Linked DNA regions of Homo sapiens: region 1 is linked to region 2. A link is an interaction called in ENCODE POLR2A ChIA-PET data of the cell type or tissue named here. Cell type or tissue: Panc1. All regions are shown on one strand. Links, peaks and the distances in the headings refer to the core of each region. The heading gives the core; the rest is flanking DNA.

What was found. Peaks named below come from ENCODE experiments on the same cell type or tissue, not always from the same donor. Only the 100,000 strongest peaks of a DNase experiment are listed, where the experiment ranks them.
Region 1: POLR2A ChIA-PET joins it to region 2 with 15 read pairs; 2 of 35 experiments call an interaction of 5 or more read pairs at or near these places.

What each region holds. Positions count from the first base shown.
Region 1 is chr5:172,656,485-172,661,853 of GRCh38, forward strand. The region is part of intron 1 of NEURL1B (neuralized E3 ubiquitin protein ligase 1B); the gene reads left to right. It also overlaps the pseudogene LOC100130394. Among named protein-coding and RNA genes, the nearest start is that of MIR5003, 3.0 kb to the right of the region's middle. RefSeq lists enhancers at 2,331-3,325, 3,621-3,710. In Panc1, for the core only: no CTCF peak of the experiment used is centred there; no DNase peak of the experiment used is centred there.
Region 2 is chr5:172,376,299-172,381,667 of GRCh38, forward strand. All of the region lies in intron 5 of SH3PXD2B (SH3 and PX domains 2B), which reads right to left. Among named protein-coding and RNA genes, the nearest start is that of SH3PXD2B, 76 kb to the right of the region's middle. RefSeq lists a silencer at 1,476-1,535 and an enhancer at 1,836-1,965. In Panc1, for the core only: no CTCF peak of the experiment used is centred there; no DNase peak of the experiment used is centred there; H3K27ac peaks cover 2,660 bases.

The DNA.
Region 1 (5,369 bases), core at 109-5,108, 280 kb after region 2:
AAGGGTCACCATCTCCTCAGGCACAAGGAACAGCTTACTTTTTGCCAGATTTCTTAATTCCACCTATGGCCAAGAGCCCCTTCCCCGCGGCCTTCGCTTTTAGCTCCTCGAGTTTCTTCTGCTCCTCTTTTTGTTTCTGCTTGAAAGCCTTATCTTCCTCGTCCATCTCCTTGGCCTACTTCTTGGGCTGTTTCAGTGGCTTCTTCTTGCCACCTTCGCGGCCGGACATGGCGCCTGCCGCCGCTTCCCCAGAAGTTAAGTTTAAAAGTAGAAGGCAAAGAATTGAACACACTGACATATTAATTCTTTGAAAATAAATTTAAAACTCCTAACAACCGCCATGTCCTCATCTTTAGGATGGGGATAATGACAGTCCCTCCCTCCCTCATGGGGCTGCGATGATGAATAAATAGGAGATTCTAGGTGAAGTCCAAATCCAGCACAAGCTGGGAACTCTGTTAAGTGGCCATTACCTTTTTTCCTTGGAGGCAAGGGATCTGTGCTCCCAAAATTGATCTGTGCAGTAGGACCAAATAGTCCTGCTATAGACTATTTGAGTCAGTCCCTCACGTCCCCATGATGGATGACTGGTTGGCTAGGGAAGCAATTCTGCATGATAACCAACAGCATGCATGGGCTTTGGATTCAGACCTGAGTCGAATCCTCACCGTGCTGTTTATCTGCCTCATGAACTTGTGCCAGCCCCTTACCCTCTCTGGGCCTAATGTCCCTATATGTGAAATGGGCTCACAGGGCTATAGAGAGGACCAGTGAACCAAGGACTGTCAGATCGCCAGAACTTAGGACACATGGGATGGAGATTCTAATCAGGGCTCCTGTGGGTGGAGGATTACCCAGGTGCCGAGGCAAGAGACTGAAGGCACAAACTGTTTCAGTATAATAAAGAAAATGGTTAGAATAAGAATAGTCATAATACAAATTAGATATAGAGATGATCATGGACAATTATCAATCATTATTATAAACATTATTAATCATTAGCTTTTAATATTACTCTTTGTTGCATTACTAATATAACCTAGGAATAACCGGTGGGTATAGGGTCAGGTGCTGAAGGGACATTGGGAGAAGTGACCTAGAAGGCAAGAGGTGAGTCTTCTGTCACGCCCGCATAAGGGTTGCTTGAGGGCTCCTTGGTCAAGTGGTAACGCCGGTGTCTGGGAAGGCACCTGTTACTTAGCCGACCACGAAAGGGAGTCTCCTTTCCTTGGAGGAGTCAGGGCACACTCTGCTCCACCAGCTTCTTGTGGAAGGCTGGATATTATCCAGGCCTGCCCGCAGTCATCCGGAGGCCTAAACCCCTCCCTGTGGTGCTGTGCTTCAATGGGCACACTCCTCGTCCACTTTCATGTTCCTCCCATACTCCTGGTTCCTCTTTGAAGTTCGTAGTAGATAGTGGTAGAAGGAATAGGGAAAATCTTAAAGTGTTTGATCTTTCTTATAAGTGCATAGAAGAAAACGCTGACATATGCTGCCTTCTCTGTCTGCTTCAGCTACCTAAGAGGGAAGGGCCCCCTGTCCAGTGATCACGTGACTTGCTTCACCTTGTCAATCACTTAGAAGATTCACCCTCCTTACCCTGCCCCCTTGTCTTGTATGCAATAAATATCAGTGCACCCAGCCTTTCGGGGCCACTTACCGGTCTCCACGTCTTGGTGGTAGTGGTCCCCCGGGCCCAGCTGTTTTCTCTTTATCTCTTTGTCTTGTGTCTTATTTATTACAATCTCTCGTCTCCGCACACAGGGAGAACACCCGCTAAGCTCCGTAGGGCTGGACCCTACAGGCTCCAGAGCATGCCTTCCAAGCACGTAGCCCTTTACCTCTTGGGGAAGGGAGCAGAAGTCCATGCGGGCTTCCTGCAGGCATCCTCAGTCCACACTTACCTGCTCTCATGAGGCTTTCAGGCGTTTGGGGGAAGCCCTGCGTGGTGAGTGAGGGGGAGAGAGAAGAGAAGGCTGCATCTCCAGAGAAGGACGAGACACGCATCAGAGTCACTTCCTGGGGGGCCTCAGAGCCGAGTGTGGCTGGGAAGATGACATTAGCTGACCTACCTTGTGTCAGGCACTGTGTTGACCTCCTTCCCTGCAGGGATGACTTCTGCACTTTGCCGTCAGGAGCCATAGCATCTTTGTCATAGCCTTGGGAGCCAGGCTGGTATGAGTTCAAACACCCATGCCACAATTCCTGGTCATGGGCAGCTCACCCAATCTCTCAGAGCCGCCCTCCTCCCTGGGAGGGGGTCTGGTAGCCATCACCTCCTCCATCACCGTCAGGAGGTTCCTGCAAGGTCCTATGGGTGGGGGGCCATTGTCCCCTGGGAGGTCTGCCTCTCCCATCAGGCCCTACCCCCAATTCTTTTTCAGGCCTCAGGGACACTCAGCCCTGGGGCTCCGTCCCCCTGCTGTAATCAGTCACTTTCTTCCTTTTGTAGATGCTTTGCTTATTGTTCGTCCCCAAGTTCCGCCAAACTGTGGCCTCTGAGGAGCTCAAAACAAGCTGATTGATGACATCCACCACCACCCCTGCCCGCCCCCCCCCCCCCAAAGCTTCCTTCCTGAGACCAAGCCAGGGTATTGCTCACCCTCTGTGCCAGAAGGTGGATTAAGCTACTTATACGTAGTCTAGCTTTTTTCTTGTAGGTCAGGATGTAAGTGAGAGACCTTGGGACCAGCAAACATTTTGCCCAGCTGTTGGGGTGTGAAGAACATTTCTTCAGTCCAGGAGCAAGAACAGTGTTGCTCCAGGGGAACTTGGGCCAGTGGGTCTATTGTGCCAAAAATGCTGACCTTCAGGCCCCGCAGGTGCTCTCCTGGGGCTGAAGTTGGGAGCAGCCAGGCTTCTGGGCACCACCCAGGCTGGGGGAGTGGCTGTCCTCAAGGCAAAGAGAAGGAGAAACGGTAGGCCTGGCAACCTCAGCCAGCTTATCACTGGGCAGCTGCCAGGGGCTGCCAGGAGGAGAAGCAGGCGCTGAGGGGCAGGACCATGTCAGCCGTTGGAAGAGACATTCAAAACCTGGACTGTTTTCTTACTCCTGCCACGCTGGGTCACTTTGACTGGCATGGAAGAAAGGAAGGCCCAGGGTTTCAATCTCATTTTTCAGAGAGGTGGATCCACAGGAGTTTTTCTTCCCTGATCCCAACCCTTCAGCAGCCCCCAGAACCTTCTGGAGGACTTTAACCTCCCCTGCATGGCCTTTAAGACCCTTTGTGATACTGCCCCTGACTCCCACTCCACCCTCCCCTCTCCCTTCTGGCCTGTACTCCTCACAGTTCCCCAGTGCTCTCAGCTGATTCTCATCTCCAGGCCTTTGCTGGTGCTGTTCCCTCTGCCTGAAACACACTTCCCCATCCTTTGTCATCCTCCCAGCCCTGCTTCCTCAGTCTGCAAAGCAGCTCCCCTGAGAAGCTGTCGCCACTGCCCCAGCCCTCCCTGGCCACCACCCTGTGCAGTCATGGGGTCTGCTTATGTCCATCCTTGCAGCTGGTCTCAGCTCGAGGGGGCGGGGACAGTGTGTGACTTGTCAGTGCATGTACCCGGCAGCCAGCGCGGGCCCTGGCCCAGAGCAGATGCTCTGTAAATGTCAGATGAAGGAGGAAGTGATGTACTCGAGAAGGAATGAGGGCACATTCCCCCCACCTCTCACTGCAGTGGGGCCCTAGCCCTGGGAGCCGGCGCCTCTGAAGTTGGAGTTTCCTGGGTCCCTTTATCAAGAAGAGACCACAGTCAGGGGGCCCGGCAGAGGGTCGGAGTCAGCTTGGGAATCCCAGCCCTGGCTGAGCATGCTTTGAGGGGGCGTCGGGATGACCTCACCCCCTGGGAACTCTCGCATCAGAGCCCACTCAAGCTGAGAGGTCTGCCACTTAGGCCTGGATGGAGTGAGCTTTTCTCCCCACAAGCAGCATTGCGACCTCTGGCCTCTCTGGGATGTCCTTGCAGCTGTTGACGGGGTTTTGTTTGCAAAGCAAAGGGAGCAGAGTGGCAGTTACCAGCGCGGGCTGGCCCTTTTCCCTTGGGGATGCTGGCCAACCAGGCCTCTGAAAAAGGGAACAAAGTCCAGTAAGCTGGTGTCTGTCTCCTGAGTGCCTGTCACTGCCCCATTTGGCAGAGGTGAGGAAGGGTTGGTTATGTTTTTTCTTTTCTCTTTATTTTTTTTGAGATGTAGTCTCCCTCTGTCGCCCAGGCTGGAGTGCAGTGGTGCGATCTCAGCACACTGCAACCTCCGCCTCCTGGGTTCAAGTGATTCTCCTGCCTCAGCCTCCAAGTAGCTGGGATTACAGATGCCCGCCACTACACCCGACTAATGTTTGTATTTTTAGCAAAGGCAGGGTTTCACCATGTTGGTCTCGAACTCCTGACCTCAGGTGATCTGTCCACCTCGGCCTTACAAAGTGCCGAGATTACAGGCGTGAGCCACCGTGCCCAGCCTGGTTATGTTTTTTTCCAGCCCACTTTTAAACCCACCAATGGAAAATGGAACTTTGTTGGCAAAGGTGACTGATATCTTGGCCCCTCTGGATATGGCGGGAAGCCTTGCTAAATACCAGCCTTGCCTTTTCCTCTCTCTAGAGCACAGCCTGCCCCCCTCACCCCAACACACATGAGCACCATGTTGCTTCCTACTGCCAACAGTGCTGGTTTACATTTTGGACTGGGGCAAATGTCATTTGAACCAGAGATTTCTCACTCAAGGTCTACAGTCCAAGGACGCATGTTATAAAGGTCCAGGTCCAGGAAGCCCCTGAAGTTGAATATCAGATTGTGCATGGAGTCTGGGTATGTTTCTGGGGGGAAACCCTGAAGTTGAATATCAGATTGTGCATGGAGTCTGGGTATGTTTCTGGCGGGGAAGCCTCTATAGATTTTATTGCTTCTAACAAGGTCCATGAACCATTCCCCACGCCCCGCCAACCCAAAAGTTATGGCAGCTGCCTTGAAGAAGGGGTGGGGTGGAAGAAAGGGCATGAGCCTGGTCCTCTCAGACCCTCAGTTTCCTCATCTGGGAAATCAAGGTGGTAAAACCCACTCTGCAGAGTTTTCCTGAAGATTAAACCCAATAAACCAAGACATGTACCCACTACATAGCAGAGGCCCAGTGAAACTCCAGTGTAATCCTCATGTTCAAAGGAAGAGGCAGAATAGACGATTCTCCCATTTGGCAATTCCCTTTCCTGGTGGAGAGGAATCTGCTGAAAACCTCAGCCAGCATGCCATCTGCGGAACTCCAGCAGGCTGGAAGCCGGCGTCTCGGGGCCAGAGTATCGGGAGCTGTTGCTTCCTGCCATCCTCCTGACGGTAACTGCCATTTCCTTGGGCTCTTTTTAGATCAAAGGAAGGGCTAGGCTGGAGAG
Region 2 (5,369 bases), core at 169-5,168:
GATTACACGTATGAGCCACCATGCCTGGCCTATCTATCTTCTTGATTACAGCCATTCTAGTGGGTGTGAATTGGATCTAATGATATTTCACTGTAGCTTGGATTTGCATTTCCTGATGGATAATGATGCCAGGATCTTCTCATATGCTTACTGGCTATTTGTGCATTTTCTTTGGAGAAATGTCTACTCAATGTGTCTGGGTTTTTAACCACCATGTAATAATGCTTCAGAGCAACCTGGGAGAGAGCAGTGAGGGAGCCAAGCCCAAGAGCAGGGGCTACAGTCCTCCTGTATGTCTGGGAGGCGCAGCAGAGTCTGGCCAGGTCGGGCTGGGCTGGTGGTGATGTCCTCCCTCCAGGGATAACATCACTGAGGTTGACCTTCACAGCGCCCATGCAGAGAAGGGTGAGGGTCAGAGTGGAATGTCCTAGCTCACCTTCACTGGCACTCACTGGGTCCTGGTCAGAAAGCTACACTTGGACTGCCTCACTGCGTCCGCATACATCCCTTTGAGGGTTACTCCATTTTGCAGATGAAGATACTGACGCCCAGAGAGGTGAGGTACCAGGCCCAGGACTGGAACCCAGGAAGTCTGGCTGGAGCCCACTCTCCTGACCACCACCTGGACCATCCAGTGACTGAAGCTCCCCTCTTGGCTGCTGCATCAAGACACACTAACGAAGGTTCCACCAGGCTGCTTCTACAGAAAGCACCAGCTGCCAGAGTTGCCATCCAGGCCTGCGACCTGAGCCGTGGTCTGGGCTTAAGACCCGGGCTCCTGCTGAGCCATGCACCCCTGCTTCCACTGTCCCAGCCAGAGCAGAGGAGTGGGGGCGGCAGGGGACTCTTGGGTTCAGGCAGCCACAGCATGCGTTTGCTCAAGCAGGTGGGTCATCTTCTTGGTGTGACATGCTTGGGGTGTTCCCAAGTTTTCCTACTCATGGCGGCCAAAACCCTCCTCCAATAGCACCAGCTGGCTAGGAAAGACGCCCAAAGTCCATGTCAAGCCCTAACATGGGTTGACCTTCAGGATCCTGACCAACAGACCAACCCCAATGGGTATAACCCTCAAGTTCACCATCCCTAAACCAACAACCAGGACCCAGCTGAGACTGCCTGCTGTGGCCCCAGAACCATCCCTTGGGCCCTTGGCAACCACCTTCCTTCCTTTTCAAATCCTGGCTTAAAGACAGGAAGGCATCACTAGGTAAGCACCTGCCCTGTGCCAGACACCATCCTTTATGGGCAGGGTCTTGCTTAGTCCTCACAACCAAGCTGTGAGCCAGGGTAGTGACGCCCGCTTTACTGATGAGAAAATAAGCTCAGAGAAGTCAAGTCATTTGTCCAAGGTCACACAGCTGGGAAGGGACAAAGAGATTTGAACCTTCCCTTTCTTTTCAGGAAGGCTCTCAGAACCAGATACATATACTCCAGCATGATGGACGTATATAAGATATGAGATAAGCATGCTAGCTTATCTCAGCTGTTACTTGGTGCTTTCTTTGGTACAGTCTGGGCTGTGTTTTGTATTTTCAGTGGATGTTCTATTTGTGTATGCATGGGTGCCTGTGTACCCACATGTTCACACAGCTTTTCCCACCACTGTGAAAGTCAGCAGGCCCTCCCTATCTGGCTGATGAATGAACAATGCCAGTGCCCTTGGCTGGATGCAGCATGGGCTGAGAGCTCCTGTCCTGCGCTATTTCTACAAGCCCAAGCCAGCAAGCTAGTGAGGCTGCCTCTGCCACCAAAGAGAGGAAGCCAGAGAGTACCACAAAGCCACCATGCAGCCTCCGGGACTTCCCACCTCCTCTCGAGGGCTGGCTCACACCCTTTGTCCCCGAGTGTCCTTCCTTCTTGAATGAAGATGACCAGACTCCTCCCAAGCACAGCAGCTGCCCCTGGCCTGGCCCTCTCCCCTCTGTGTGTCTAAGTTGGTCTGATGCTTGCTCAGAGGCTGGGGCCACTGCAACCACCCTTGCCAGGGAGAGGGCAGAGGCATCCCAGCACTAACACTGGGAAGGGCCGCCAGCGCGGGGCTTCTTCACCTCAGGTCCATGTACAGGATTCTGCACAAATAAGGACCTCCTGAAACTGCAGGTGCTCTTCCAGGAAGAGGGAAGAAAGCTTTTGTTGGAATCTCTAAGTGGTCCATGATGCTCCCCAAAGTTAAACTTGGATTCTCTAAGTGGTCCAAGATGCTCCCCAAAGTTAAAGTAGAAGAAAATCTGGCTATCATTGAATCCAGGGGCCCAAGGAATGCACACCAATGCCAATACTACCCTCGTGGCTGCTGTCTGCTCCTTCCTCTGCCCTTGGGCAATATGGTCTGTAGAGCAGTTCCAAGTGATTTTCTCCACATCTTCTCATTTGATTCCCCAAGCAATTCTGTGAGGGAGGTGTCATCAGGCCCATCTTACATAAGAGGAGACTGAGGCAAGGGGCAGAAAAACCTGCCCAATCTTACCCAGCTTGAAAGTGGCTCCTATAGGCCGGGCATGGTGGCTCATGCCTGTAATCCCAGCACTTTGGGAGGCCAAGACAGGTGGATCACGAGGCCAGGAGATCGAGACCATCCTGGCTAACACGGTGAAACCCCGTCTCTACTAAAAATACAAAAAATTAGCCGGGCATGGTGGCGGGCGCCTGTAGTCCCAGCTACTTGGGAGGCTGAGGCAGGAGAATGGTGTGAACCTGGGAGGCGGAGCTTGCAGTGAGCCAAGATCGCGCCACTGCACTCCAACCTGGGTGATAGAGCAAGACTCTGTCTCAAAAAAAAAAAAAAAAAAAAAAGGAAAGTGGCTTCTATAAACTGAATTCATATATTGAAACACTAACCCCAGTGTGATGGTGCTTGGAGATGGAGGCTTTAGGGGTAATTAGGTCATAAACGTGGAGCCCCCCGGATAGGATTAGCGCCTTTATGAGAAGACACAAAGGTAAGAGGATCGCTTGAGCCCAGGAGTTTCAGACCAGCCTGGACAACATAGCCAGACCCTGTCTCTACAAAAAATTAAAAAAAAAAAAAAAAAAAAGAAGAGACATAAGAGAGCTGGCTTTCTCTCTCTCTCTCTCTCCCATGTGGGGACACATCTGCAAACCAGGAAGTGGCCTTCACCAGGCACTGAAATAGCTGGCACCTTGATCTTGGATTTCCAGCCTCCAGAAAGTGAGAAATACATTTTTGTTTAAGCCACCCAGTCTGTGATATTTTTGTCATAGCAGGTGGAACAGACTAAGACAGTAGTCAGGCAATTTTCCCTGCTGAGGGTATATCAGGCTGGGCATCTTGATCAACTCTTAAGAGACAGCGCTGGAATAAAGACAACAATGTCTGGTCATTCCAAGAGGGGCACTACCATGAGCCGCCACTTCCTGAGCAGCTGGCAAAGTCTTAGAATTTTTCCCTGTGGCAGTCACTCAGTCCTCAACATTACCCTACAAAGTACAGCTACTCCCATTTCACAATAGAGCAAGTGGAAGCCCAGAAGCAAAGTGAGGGAGGCCCATGGCCACAAAGCCCAGGAGTGGCAGAGGCAGGATTCGAACCTGGGTGTACTAGATTCCAAACTCAGGCTCTTTTCTATCAAGTGAGCCTCTTGTGTGGGACTGAGCTTAGGTTCAGACTCAGGCTGACCTGGGGAAAATTCACCTTCACCTCTTCCAAACTGTGCCTCTCTTTCATTATCATTTTGTTAAAAGTCCCTTTTATTATTCTGAACCTCAGCTTCCTCATCTGTAAGAGAGGAATGACAGGTTTTTTTGTTTTTGTTTTTGAGACAGAGGCTCCCTCTGTCACCCAGGCTGGAGTGCAGTGGCGGCGATCACTGCTCACTGCAGCCTCAACCTCCTTGGCCCGAGCAATTCTCCCATCTCAGCTTCCTGAGTATCTGGGACTACAGGCACGTACCACTATGCCCGGCTAATTTTTTTTTTATTTTTAGTAGAGACAGGATCTGACTATGTTGCTCAGGCTGGTCTTGAACTCCTGTGCTCAAGCAATCCTTCCGCCTCGGCCTCCTAAAGTGCTGGGATTACAGGCGTGAGGGAATGACAGTTTTTATTGGGCAGTTTCGTGAGAAAATGAAGTGGAAAGGGAACACAATAAGCTCTGTATCCTTTGATTTACCTTGTGTAGAAATTATAAGTGAAGCCAGAGGCTATGAGCCTGAATGGCAGTTCAATCCTGTAAGCCCAGGAGGACTGGAGACAAAGGTGCTTTGAGACTATTTCCCCATATTTCATGATGGCGACACAAATTGGGAAATGCTTACCAGACACCAACGCCAAAGACACTAAGAACAAAAACATTAGCCAGCACGAGCGAAACACCCCAAATTATCAGATTTATATTATTCTGTATCTTTATGATTATTTTCAAATTTATGAAACTGTGTCTTGGCTCCCGTGTTGGTAAGGCATTCCCTTGTGACATCCGATTCAAAGGTTTACTGTTGCCTCTTACAGTCTCCCTTCACTCCAAAACCACGCACTTCTGTGCGCTCACTATGAGAAGCTGTGTTTACTCGCTCCGTGCTCGTCACAGGAAATGGTGCATATTGGGATATATTTATTGCAGAAACTTAGGTCTACTCATCTGTGTGCTAGCAAACCATCAGTCCTGAGTGGTGTACTCGGAAGTCTGTGAACTCGATTTTGGAGGTCGCTGTGTGTGTGTATAAATATAAATGGCCTGACTTCACTTGTTAAAACACTTTCATGCTTTCTCCTCACAAGTCTATTTAAAAAATTTTTGTGATTCCAGCAGATCATTTCCAAAAGGGAGCATGTGTCTTTCTCTCTTGATACACATACAGTGCTTGGCACACTGCCCGCCACGCTGGCTGCTCAGCAAACTCAGCCTTGGTTACGGCTGCTGCCTGGGGCATCCAGCGAACGCAGCGCCAAGAGCAGCAGCATCTACTTCTGGAACAGAGCCTGGCTGGTACTTTTCAGCCCTTCTCGAATGAGCCCAGACGGACCCCAAACTCTGCCCGCTCTTGCTCCTGTGACCCCAGGACACTCCCAGCACCTTGGGCTGATCTCTTTTCCCCACTGCTATTTCTCCGTTAGCCAGATCCCTTCCTGCTTTCCCCAAAGCACCCGGGCCGGCCAGAGTGTTGGTGCGTAAGTGCGGGTAAGCAGGCGGTGCTAGAGTTTTATGTGGTGTGCACTGTGTGGCTGGGGCTGCTGGCTGTGTAGCGACAGGCGTCTGGGCAAGTGGCCTGTCCACTGCAGGGAGAAGTGACAGGGAGGCAGGGCTGTGGTGGGCATTTTGGAGAGCTTCGGAGCCTGGCTGGTCAGGATGAAATCCCGGCCCCGTTGCTCACCGGCAGTGGGGTCTTCGTTGGTTTGGGTTGCTCCCGCAT